Linked DNA regions of Homo sapiens: region 2 is linked to region 1. A link is an interaction called in ENCODE POLR2A ChIA-PET data of the cell type or tissue named here. Cell type or tissue: Panc1. All regions are shown on one strand. Each heading gives the region's core, and the rest is flanking DNA. Links, peaks and the distances in the headings are about the cores only. Region 1 overlaps SRPK2 (SRSF protein kinase 2). Region 2 overlaps PUS7 (pseudouridine synthase 7).

The links. Peaks named below come from ENCODE experiments on the same cell type or tissue, not always from the same donor. Only the 100,000 strongest peaks of a DNase experiment are listed, where the experiment ranks them.
Region 2: POLR2A ChIA-PET joins it to region 1 with 7 read pairs; 4 of 35 experiments call an interaction of 5 or more read pairs at or near these places.

Annotation. Positions count from the first base shown.
Region 1 is chr7:105,305,831-105,311,208 of GRCh38, reverse strand. All of the region lies in intron 2 of SRPK2 (SRSF protein kinase 2), which reads left to right. Among named protein-coding and RNA genes, the nearest start is that of SRPK2, 80 kb to the left of the region's middle. In Panc1, for the core only: no CTCF peak of the experiment used is centred there; no DNase peak of the experiment used is centred there; H3K27ac peaks cover 3,073 bases.
Region 2 is chr7:105,464,056-105,469,433 of GRCh38, reverse strand. It overlaps PUS7 (pseudouridine synthase 7), which reads left to right. Exons shown (of 16, transcript NM_019042.5): 12 at 971-1,097; 13 at 4,020-4,121. Among named protein-coding and RNA genes, the nearest start is that of PUS7, 56 kb to the left of the region's middle. RefSeq lists an enhancer at 1,336-1,884. In Panc1, for the core only: no CTCF peak of the experiment used is centred there; no DNase peak of the experiment used is centred there.

The DNA of each region.
Region 1 (5,378 bases), core at 167-5,166:
GGTTATTTATTTTTTTGTTGGTGGGTTGTAAGAGTTCTTTACATACTCTTGACCCTTATCAGATATATGATGTGCAGATATTTTTTTTCATTCTGTAGGTTGCCTTTTCACTTTTTTGGTAATGTCCTTTGATGCCCAAAACAGCTCTTTACTTTTATTACAGTTTTTAGTCAACTAAGCGGTTAAGGACGGTTGTACTATGTGCACAACCGAGCCCCTCCTAGATTGTGGGTTGTCTGATGGAAAGGGTGTAAAAAGTCTGAAGCAATTGACGTTAATATTGTGTATTTGTGGAAGGGTGGATTTGGCTTTTAAAATTGAGACATAACTTAGTTTTTTAATGCTCCATTTCATTCCACAAAAAGTTTGAGTAGACTTATAATAGATATGCCAAAAACTAGGATCAAAGGAAAAATAAGTAGAATAAAGATTGGGGAAAAGAATGTCATTGGAGAGTTCTAGATGGAAAATAAATATATAGCAGTAGTGTAGGATTATGGGTGATCCAAAATTTTCTTCTTTGTATGTGACTTTCATTTTATTTATTTATTTATTTATTTATTTTGAGACAAGGTCTCACTATGTTAACCCGGGCTGGAGTGCAGTGGCGCGATCTCGGCTTCTACAACCTCTGCCTCCTAGGCTCAAACAATCCTCTCTCCTTAGTCTCTCGAGTAGCTGGAACTACAGGAGTGTGCCACCATGCCCTGCTAAAGTTTTATATTTTTGGTAGACATGGAGTTTTGCCATGTTGCCCAGGCTGGTCTTGAACTCCTGAGCTCAGGTGAGCCACCACGCCCAGCCTATTTTTTCATATTTTTTACATTTAATATTTCTTTAGTAAAGAGAACATTTTACTAAAATATTACAATTCTGAATGCATTTACTAGCCTTGCTGCGTTCTGTGCACTGATGTGTGATCCATTATTATGGTTTTATCTGCTACCTATGTTTGTCTTCAGTCTCTCCCTGTTCCCTGAACTTCAGTTGGTTCAGCTGTTCCCCTTTCCAGTACCTCATGGGGTCTTAGACTCAGCAGTATTCCTCCCAGGCTCATCTCCCTAGCCTTACACCTTTGTGTTCCATGTTTTCTCTGCTGCAGCCTGGCGCCTCTGTGTTTTCCTTTCTGTTTGGCTTAGACCTACTAGGACTCATATCAGATCTCACCCCCAGAGGGAGGATTTCCCTGACTCCTTCTCCCCCATGCGTGAGGAGTTCCTTTGCCTACCTCTGTCATTGTGCAGACCACAGTGCTTATGGCATTATGTCTGTGTGATTTTTTTCTCCTCTACTGGCTTATGAGCCCCTCAGGGACATAAACTGAGACTTCTTGTTTATGCTTGTGTAACAGAGTGTGTGGCCCAGGGTTGGCACCAGTATCTGTCTGCAGAATGGATAAGTAAGATCTATAATGTCACAGGAGGCAAACTGGTGGATGTGGGCTGGATCACTTCTGTAGATGTGATCATGTGGTTGACAGTGCTTTAAAATTGGAGATATTTTACATGAAAGTCTCTATGGTTTCCATAGTCTGAAAAAAAATGTGACTATTTGGCCACTCTGGGTCAGCATGCTTTCATGATAGTTGTTCACTAGGTATTTTTGGTGGTTTGCCACAGATTGGTGTTTTTGTAAAAGATGGGGTTCTGGTTTCTGGCATGTTTTTGCAGTTCTGGCTTTCTGAATGGCTAATTAAGGATAGAGCCTTAATGCAGATACTCATGTGTATGTGTAGATACACATGTATATGCTAAAATATACACAAAATGCTGATGAATTGAATTTTCAAGGCCTTTAGCTGAATAACTATCCTAGGATACTTTAATGATGAAGGCTCCCATAAAATGAAATGTTTAGTGACTGGGAAAGTTTATCATTCTGAAGTTTGTAGATTCCTTAAAGAAAAATGGACATATTGTCTGTACTTTTAATGTATTTTTTTTCTTTTAGGTAAAATGAGCTTTTTTTTTTTTCTTGTAACCTTCAGCAAATATTTATAGACTTGCCTGAAGAAGTTTTTAATTCCTTTTTGAAATTAAAGATTGAGTTTTGTTGCTTATGTTTGGAATTTTAAGAGCATTAAGTAAATAGTATTCTTGTGAGTGTATGCAAAGTTTGTGTGCACTTTTTTTGGAGACATTATGGTCCATAACTCCCACTGTATTTTTATAGGGGAGTGATCACAAGCACATCGAAGCAAAGGACTGGGGCCATAGGAAATGAAGCAGCACTGAAGGGCCCTAAGCAGGATTCTGCAGTGGTGTGGGTTGAGGATTAGGAAAGTATGAGGGGTAGGAGACCTAGTAGGGGCCAGAAATGATGACGGCTCCAACCAGGATGAAAGATTACAGAGAGAGAAATCCTGTTTAGTTTTCGTGGAGTTTTAAGTAATCTAAGTACTTATGTTAATTATGAAACTGTGATACTGTGGCTGACAATATCCTCTTAATAAGCTACTATGTAGATTGAATTAGACAAAATGGTAAAATAGTCTCATAGCTCTCTGTAGGAAAAGAATCTTTAGTTGAATAAGCAGAAACCACTTTCCACCTTGTGATACATTAAAGCTTTAGGTGTCGGGTGCTTTAGGAACTGCAGAAGTGGTCTTGCCAATTGGAAAAGTAGTACTACCATAAGAATTTTGGATTATAGTTTCTTGGTAGTCATGAGAATGAAGGTTATATTAAAGTCCATACAATTATATGAAAATGAGTACATGCCCATCATTCTTTAAGGAAATCCCCTCCCTCTGTTGGTTGCCCTAAATAAGAGTTCTAATATACAGGGCTTTCCAATTTTTATAAATAACAACTGCCTGAACATTTTTGCACATAAACACATCCAGCCTGCTCAAGAATGGGTTTTCTAGAGTGCTCAGAGAACATAATCTTTTCAATGCTTGGGAGGTAGCATAAGAGAAGGGAGAGCAGAAGAAATATTCAGGTGCCAACTCAGTCTGTTTTACAGTTGGTTGTTGGCAAAATAAGGTCAGAGTTTGTTTCCAGCATGTTTTTGAAATTCCCCTTAGTGCAAACTTTTCCATGAAAACAATGTAAACTGTTAGGACCTCCAGGTAGAGCAGCAAAAACTCTAACACTAAACTGCTAATTTTGGGGTATATTTGGGTGACGAACCCATAACTATAGTAGTAAAGCTATCAGTTAATATTACTAAGTTCTCCCATTTTGCCAAGCACTTTGCAAAAATACTTTCGCATATGTTATTTTGTGTTAACCTCACCACAATCTTAGGAGATACATGATGGAATCCAGAATTAGAGATAGAAAGTAATTTGAATTTCAGGAGCTATCTTTTGAGTCCAAGTAATGTACCAAAGCTCATACTGTTCATCACCATTGTATATCCCACTTCACTGTTAAGTTACTATGATGATTATAAAAGATAAAGCGTATGTTATTTCTGATTATAAAATATATACTTAAAGTTAAACTTAGGAAATTCAAAAATGTGGAAATAAGGGGGAAAAAACCCCACCCACAGTCTTACCACTTATACACTTTTAACATAAACTTACCTGGATTCTGTAGGAAGTCATATTTACTAATATTTTTTAACAGCTGTGGGGCATTGTAGTCAGGATTTTGTAGAGGTATATCTTTGTTAATTTTTCTCCAGAAGTGTTTTTAAAGGTGAGAGTTTAATAATGTTTGGAAAAAATAAGAGAGAGCACATGTCAGATGACAAATGGATGGCACTGCCAGCAAGGGCTGTGAGGGTGCAAGCCGGCTTTTCTCTCCTGCTGGTCAGTGATTCTGTTCACCAGCTTAACAGACTAAGTTCTAGAGCAAAACACTTACTTATTACACATTGGTTCTCTATACTTCTTTTTGGGTTATCGTATGTTTATCCTTTTAAAAACGTCATAGAATTTTTCTTCTTCTTTTTTAATAATAAAGCTTTCTTGCTTGAAGAAAAGCCTCTTTGTATCCACCACAGCAGATGGAATGGCATTTGTACTTCTAAATTTTTCAGTAGTAGGAGTACCAAAATAGCACTAAAAATTAATTACTTTGATTACCTCCCCTCCCACCCAGTATTGGGAAAAGTCATAATTAAGTCTCCCTTCAAGGTAGTTCATTAGTTCTTGTATGTTAAAAAATCTGACCCTTAAATTAAATCTTCCTTTTGAGCTGCCTTTGTGTTTCCAGGACATGTTTAGCTGCACCTGCCTGCTATTCGGTCTCTTTCTTCACCAGAGTTATAAAATAAGAGGAAAAGGATTGTATTCTCTATTCAGAACTAGAGTTCTGTGGATAACTTGACAGCTTTCCATAAGTGTGAGTCTCCATATCTATAATCAAGTTGTAAGTTTGTGTTTAAACATTTTTCCCCCATATTTAGCCATGTCTCCTCCTTTGTATTGTTTTCTTCTACAAAAATGTTCTTGTAATAGTGTTTTACTTTTAATTCTGAGAAATTTATGACATTTTCTTTTTAAAAGTTATTCTCCACTTAAGTTAGAGATGTATACAGCATTAAAATGGATTGCAGATAAAGATATTTGTAAATGAGTGTTTCGGTTAAATGCTTTTCCAACTGAAGGTGGCATCTTGCCAACGAGAGGATAGCAGTTAGCCAACATGTTTTTTCTTCATGACTGTTTTTTCTTTGTTCAGGTGGAGTACATCCTGCTGCTTCAAGGGTAGAAGACTCCTCACTGCTTTCCTTCATGAGATTTCAAAGGAAGTGTTGGTTTTTTTTTTGCCTGGTTCAAGTATTGACCAAGAAGATGACAGTGATGTGGTCTCTTAGGTTTCAAAATTTCTACTTAAACATCTTGGTTCTAGTGATACGTACTTTGCAAAAATAATTCACAGTTATTATGACTTTTGTTAATATTCTGAAACTATGGTATTCAGAGATGATCCGTCAGGTTCTGATTAAGTTTCTTAGAAGCCCAGTGCACTGAAAAGATTATGGTGTGTCTTTTCTCTTCCTAGCAAAATGGAAAATGACAATACTGAAATGCAAACTAATAGAATACCAGCAAAAATTCTCATTGTTACTCATGGCTTCAAAAACTACATCAGATGCCTTAAAAAAAAATCCTCTTACTTCTTTTGGTACCTCATTTTTGTTGGTTTTCTAAGCATGTAGAAGGGGACCAGAGCATGCCACCCCAAAATATCCCACTTTTAGTGTAGGTGTTGTTTTAAGCTGAAGGCATTTAGTTTCCTGCCCTCCACCTTTCTGTCTAAAAGCAGGCTATCCATTTACATTTCTGAAAGTGTTCCGTACTAAAGAACCCCTATTTATTATACATTTCTAGTTATCTTCCCATGATTTGTACCTCCCTCAAAGTCCAGAACTTGTTTTCCTCAGTCTAGCCTTTTCCCCGTACTTTATCACCCTTTGTT
Region 2 (5,378 bases), core at 283-5,282, 160 kb before region 1:
CTATAGCCTCAGCTACTCAGAAGGCTGAGGTGGGAGAATCACTTGAACCTGGGAGGCGGAAGTTGCAGTGAGCTGAGATCGTGTCATTGCACTCCAGCCTAGGTGACAGAGTGAGACCTTGTCTCAAAAAAATAAAAAAGAAAAAAATGAGAGATTAAAGTAGAAGGAAAAAAGAAAAATGAGAGATTAAAAAGAAAAAGAAAAAATGAGAGATTAAAGTAGAAGTTTTGGCTGGGTGCAGTGGCTCAGGCCTGTAATCCCAGCACTTTGGGAGGCTGAGGCTGGTGGATTGCTTGAACCTGGGAGTTTGTGACCAGCCTGGGCAACATGGCAAAACCCTGTCTCTAGAAAGAAAATTCAAAGAACTAGCCTGGCATGGTGGTGCACGCCTGTAGTCACAGCTACTCAAGAGGCTGGGGTGGGAGAATCACCTGAGCCTGAGCATTTGAGGCTACAGTGAGCCATGATCATGCCACTGCACTCCAGCCTGGGTGACAGAATGAAAACCTGTCTCAAAAATAAATACATAAAAGTAAATAAATAAGTACAGTAGAAGTTTCTTATTACTACGATTACCACTAACAAGCAAAATGTCTTAGAAAGTACAGCACTTTTTGGCTGGGCGTGGTGGCTCACGCCTGTAATTCCAGCACTTTGGGAGGCCAAGGTGGGCGGATCACCTGAGGTCAGGAGTTTGAGACCAGCCTGGCCAACATGGTGAAACCCTGTCTCTACTAAAAATACAAAAATTAGACAGGTGTGGTGGTGTACCCCTGTAATCCCAGCTAGTCTGTAGGCTGAGGTGGGAGAATTGCTTGAACCCGGGAGGTGGAGGCTACAATGAGCCTAGATCGTGCCACTGCACTCCAGCCTGGGCAAGAGAGCAAGACCCCATCTCAAAAAAAAAAAAAGTACAGCACTTTTTATATTTAGAATATGTTTTCTTGCCTATTTTTTTCCTTCCCTCCAGATACCCAGAAATAATCGCTTAATGTATATTCATAGCTACCAAAGCTATGTGTGGAATAACATGGTAAGCAAGAGGATAGAAGACTATGGACTAAAACCTGTTCCAGGGGACCTCGTTCTCAAAGGAGGTAAAAAGGCAGATGTCTTTGTTACTCAGCTAAGCTAGGGTTCAGTTAGTTGCCACTAGTGGCTTTAAAATCCATCCTGGCTATTAATTAAGAAAGAGAGATGTGGTGAGGCACGGTGGTACACGCCCATAATCCTGACACTTTGGGTGGCCAAGGTGGGTGGATCACCTGAGGTCAGGAGGTCAAGACCAGCCTGGCCAATATGAAGAAACCCTGTTTCTACTGAAAATACAAAAATTAGCTGGGTGTGGTGGTGCATGCCTATAATCCCAGCTACTCAGGAGGCTGAGGCAGAAGAATCGCTTGAACCCAGGAGGCAGATGTTGCAGTGAGCCAAGATGGTGCCACTGCACTCCAGCCTAGGTGACACAGTGAGATGCCATCTCAAAAAAAAAAAGAGATGTCTAGTAAGTTTGAGATGAAGGGACCATGCAAACTTACATTGGCTAGTTTGTATCTGTATTTTTAAAGAAAAAATGTATATCTGGTTTGAGTAAGCACCTCGATCTCGAACTCCCCACCTCGGGTGATCCGCCTGCCTTGGCCTCCCAAAGTGCTGGGATTACAAGTGTGAGCCACTGTGCCCGGCCTGAGTAAGCACCTCTCTCTGGGCCTCCCTTTTCTCAACTCAAATAGGATTTGGGCTAAATGGATGGCTGAAATCACTTTCGAAACTTCGATCTAGGTCTAGCAAATAAATACACCTCTGGATGTGTCTTGTTAGCCAACCTTAAAGAGTTTCTTCAAGTCACTGGGCGCAGTGGCTCACACCTGTAATCCCAGCACTTTGGGAGCCAAGGCGGGCAGATCACGAGGTCAGGAGATCGAGACCATCCTGGCTAACACGGTGAAACGCCGTCTCTACTAAAAATACAAAAAATTAGCCGGGCGTGGTGGCAGGCGCCTGTAGTCCCAGCTACTCAGGAAGCTGAGGCAGGAGAATGGCGTGAACCCGGGAGGCGGAGCTTGCAGTGAGCCGAGATCACACCACTGCATTCCAGCCTGGGCGACAGTGGGAGACTGTCTCAAAAAAAAAAAAAAAGAAGAGTTTCTTCAAACTCAAATAGAATGGGCATTTAGTATATGCTATGCCCAAAATGTTCCCAAGACACTCCTAATATCCCATCTTCCATGGAGCCCATTGTGTGTGCCAGGCCTTGGCACTAAGCCCTGTACCTGTGTCTTTTAGTTTAAAGCCTCAGTGTTACTGTGAAGTATTTTCTCTGTTTTTTCAGGTGAGGTTTAGTCACTTGCCCAAAGTTCCACAGCTAGTTAAAAAAAAAAAAAAAAAAAAAAAAAAAACAGAAAAAACTGGGATTCAGAGTTCTATCTGATTCCAAACTCCATGTGTGTCTCTGGCATACTAGGCTACCATCTATTAGCTGAATACATGATCTGCTCATCTGCAGGCAGACCCCATAAACCCACTAAGGTTCTAACTCTGTTCAGAAATTTTAAATTATTTTTCCTGATTTAGCTTCTTTTCCTCATGCCATGTTGGTCACATCCAGTGTATTTTAATGTCCTGGGTGCCGCTGTGTTTCATCCTCTTAAGTACATTCCAGTTTTTTTTTTTAACTTTTTTTTTTTTCCCAGCAAAATGCATCCATTTATGATGCCACTGCAAATACGATTTTGTAGTATGGTGGCTTTTCAAAGTGTTTTCTTGTGTTACTTTATTTAAGAAAGATAGAGGAACTGATTTTAAATAGTAGGCATTCAAAAAAATGTGGATGCAGCTGAGAGATAAATGTTTTTAAATTTTCATTGAAAATTTTACTTCAGATTTGGTGCAGTAGCTCACACCCGTAATCCCAGTACTTTGGGAGGCCAGGGCAGCAGAATCACTTGAGCCCAGGAGTTCAAGACCAGCCAGGGCAACAAAGACCCATCTCTACAAAAAATTAAAAAACTAACCAGGCGTAGTAGCACACACTTACAGTCCCAGCTTCTCGAGAGGGTGAGGCAGGAGGATCACTTGAGCCCAGGAGGTTGAGGCTGCAGTGAACCTTAATCACACCACTGCACTCTGGCCTTAGTGGCAGAGCAAGACCCTGTCTCAAAAAACAAAAAAAGAATTTCTTTTACTTTTTCTAAGTCCTTGATTTTTATTTCTTGGGTAGAGTAGAAAAGACAGAAGGATATATATCCAAACTTAATTTTTTTTTTTTTTTCCTTTGAGACAGGGTCTCACTCCAAGACCCAGGATGGAGCACAGTAGTGCAGTCACATCTCACTGCAGCCTCAACCTGCCAGGCTCAGGTGATCCTCCTGCCTTAGCCTCCCAAGTAGGTGGGACTACAGGTGTTTGCCACCACACCCAGCTAATTTTTATATTTTTTGTAGAGATGGGGTTTCGCCATGTTGTCTAGGCTGCTCTGGAACTCCTGGGCTCAAGCAGTCTACCCACCTCAGCATCCCAGAGTGCTGGGATTACAGGCGTGAGCCACTGCTCCTGGCCCCAGCTTAATTTCTTTTTCCTTTTTTTCTTTCTTTTTTATTTTGAGAGGAGTTTCACTCTTGTCACCCAGGCTGGAGTGCAATGGCTTGATCTCAGCTCACCGCAACCTCCGCCTCCCGGGTTCAAGCAATTCTCCTGCCTCAGCCTCCCGAGTAGCTGGGATTACAGGCATGCGCCACCATGCCTGGCTAATTTTAGTATTTTTAGTAGAGACGGGGTTTCTCCATGTTGGTCAGGCTGGTCTCGAACTCCCAACCTTGGGTGATCCACCCACCTTGGCCTCCCAAAGTGCTGGGATTATAGGTGTGAGCCACCGCACCTGGCATAATTTAAGCTTTTAAGTCACTGAACCTGTACCAACTTGTACTTCTGACTTGCTTAGATGTATATAATTTTAGAAGATTGAGTTCATAACAATATTGCCTATTTTCTTAATTTATTGTTCACTTGTGAATTTACAGCCACAGCCACCTATATTGAGGAAGATGATGTTAATAATTACTCTATCCATGATGTGGTAATGCCCTTGCCTGGTTTCGATGTTATCTACCCAAAGCATAAAAGTAAGTTCCCTGTATGGGGAAAATAGTTAAAACAAGTTTAACATAATGAAGCTACTATTTCAAGCATATATAAACTTTGGTTATTTATGACAGTCTCCCAGAAAGGGATGCATTCACATGGAAAATTTAAATTAAGAAACTCTACCTCTGAATCTAAAATAAAAGTTGAAATTATAAAATAAAATAAATAGGTCAGGCACGGTGGCTCACGCCTATAATCAATCCCAACATTTTGGGAGGCTGAGATGGGTGGATCGCTTGAGCTCTGGAATTCGAGACCAGCCTGGGCAACCTGGCAAAACCCCGTCTCTACTAAAAATACAAAAATTAGCTGGGCCTGGTAGTGCACACCTGTGGTTCCAGCTACTTGGGAGGCTGAGGTGGAAGGATATCTTGAGCCCAGGAGGCAGAGGTTGCAGTGTGCCAAGATCATGCCACTGCACTCCAGCCTCAGCGACAGAGCAAGACTCTGTCTCAGAAAAAAAAAAAAAAAAAAAAAGGGAAGAGGGGGATTTGTTAGGGAAATTGGCCTGCTTGATTGTGGAGTTGAGAAGTCCCACGACAGGCCATCTGCAAATGGGAGAACTGGGAAAGCCAGCAGAATGGTTTAGTCCAAGTGTGAAGGCCTGAGAACCAGGGAAGCCAATGATGTAACTCTCAGTTGGAGGTCAAAGACTTGAGACCTGGGGAACCACCAGTATAAGTCCCAGAGTCCATAGGCCAGAGAACCTGGAGTTGACATCCAGAGACAGGCGAAGAAGGGCATCTGGCTCTGGGAAGGAGAGGGAGAGAATTCAGCCTTCCTCTGCCTTTATGTTCCATCCAGGCCCCCAGCCGACTGGAGGTGTGTGCCCACCTTGAGGGCAGATCTTCCCCACTCTGCCCACCAACTCACATGCCAGTCTTCTCTAGAAACACCCTCACCGACACAGCTGGCACAGTCCGGTCACTCTAATCAAATGCCAAACCACCTGGATTTCCCTCTGAGAAGAAGGCTGAGCTCAGTGCCTACTGAAGCAGTGAAAATAAATCATGTTTTACTAGCTGTTGGGGTCTCCCTTACCCCAGTCAAGTTGACACCCAAAATCAACTATCATAAGAAAGAAAACATTATTTTCCTCTTCTCTCTTAAACCTTTTGGGATCAGGAACTTTGCCAGTACCAATTAGAACATAAACTCAGCAAAGCCTTTGACAAAGCCATTCATGAAAACCTTGTAGCCAGGATGGCCATTTGTAGACTGGATGGGTGATATTT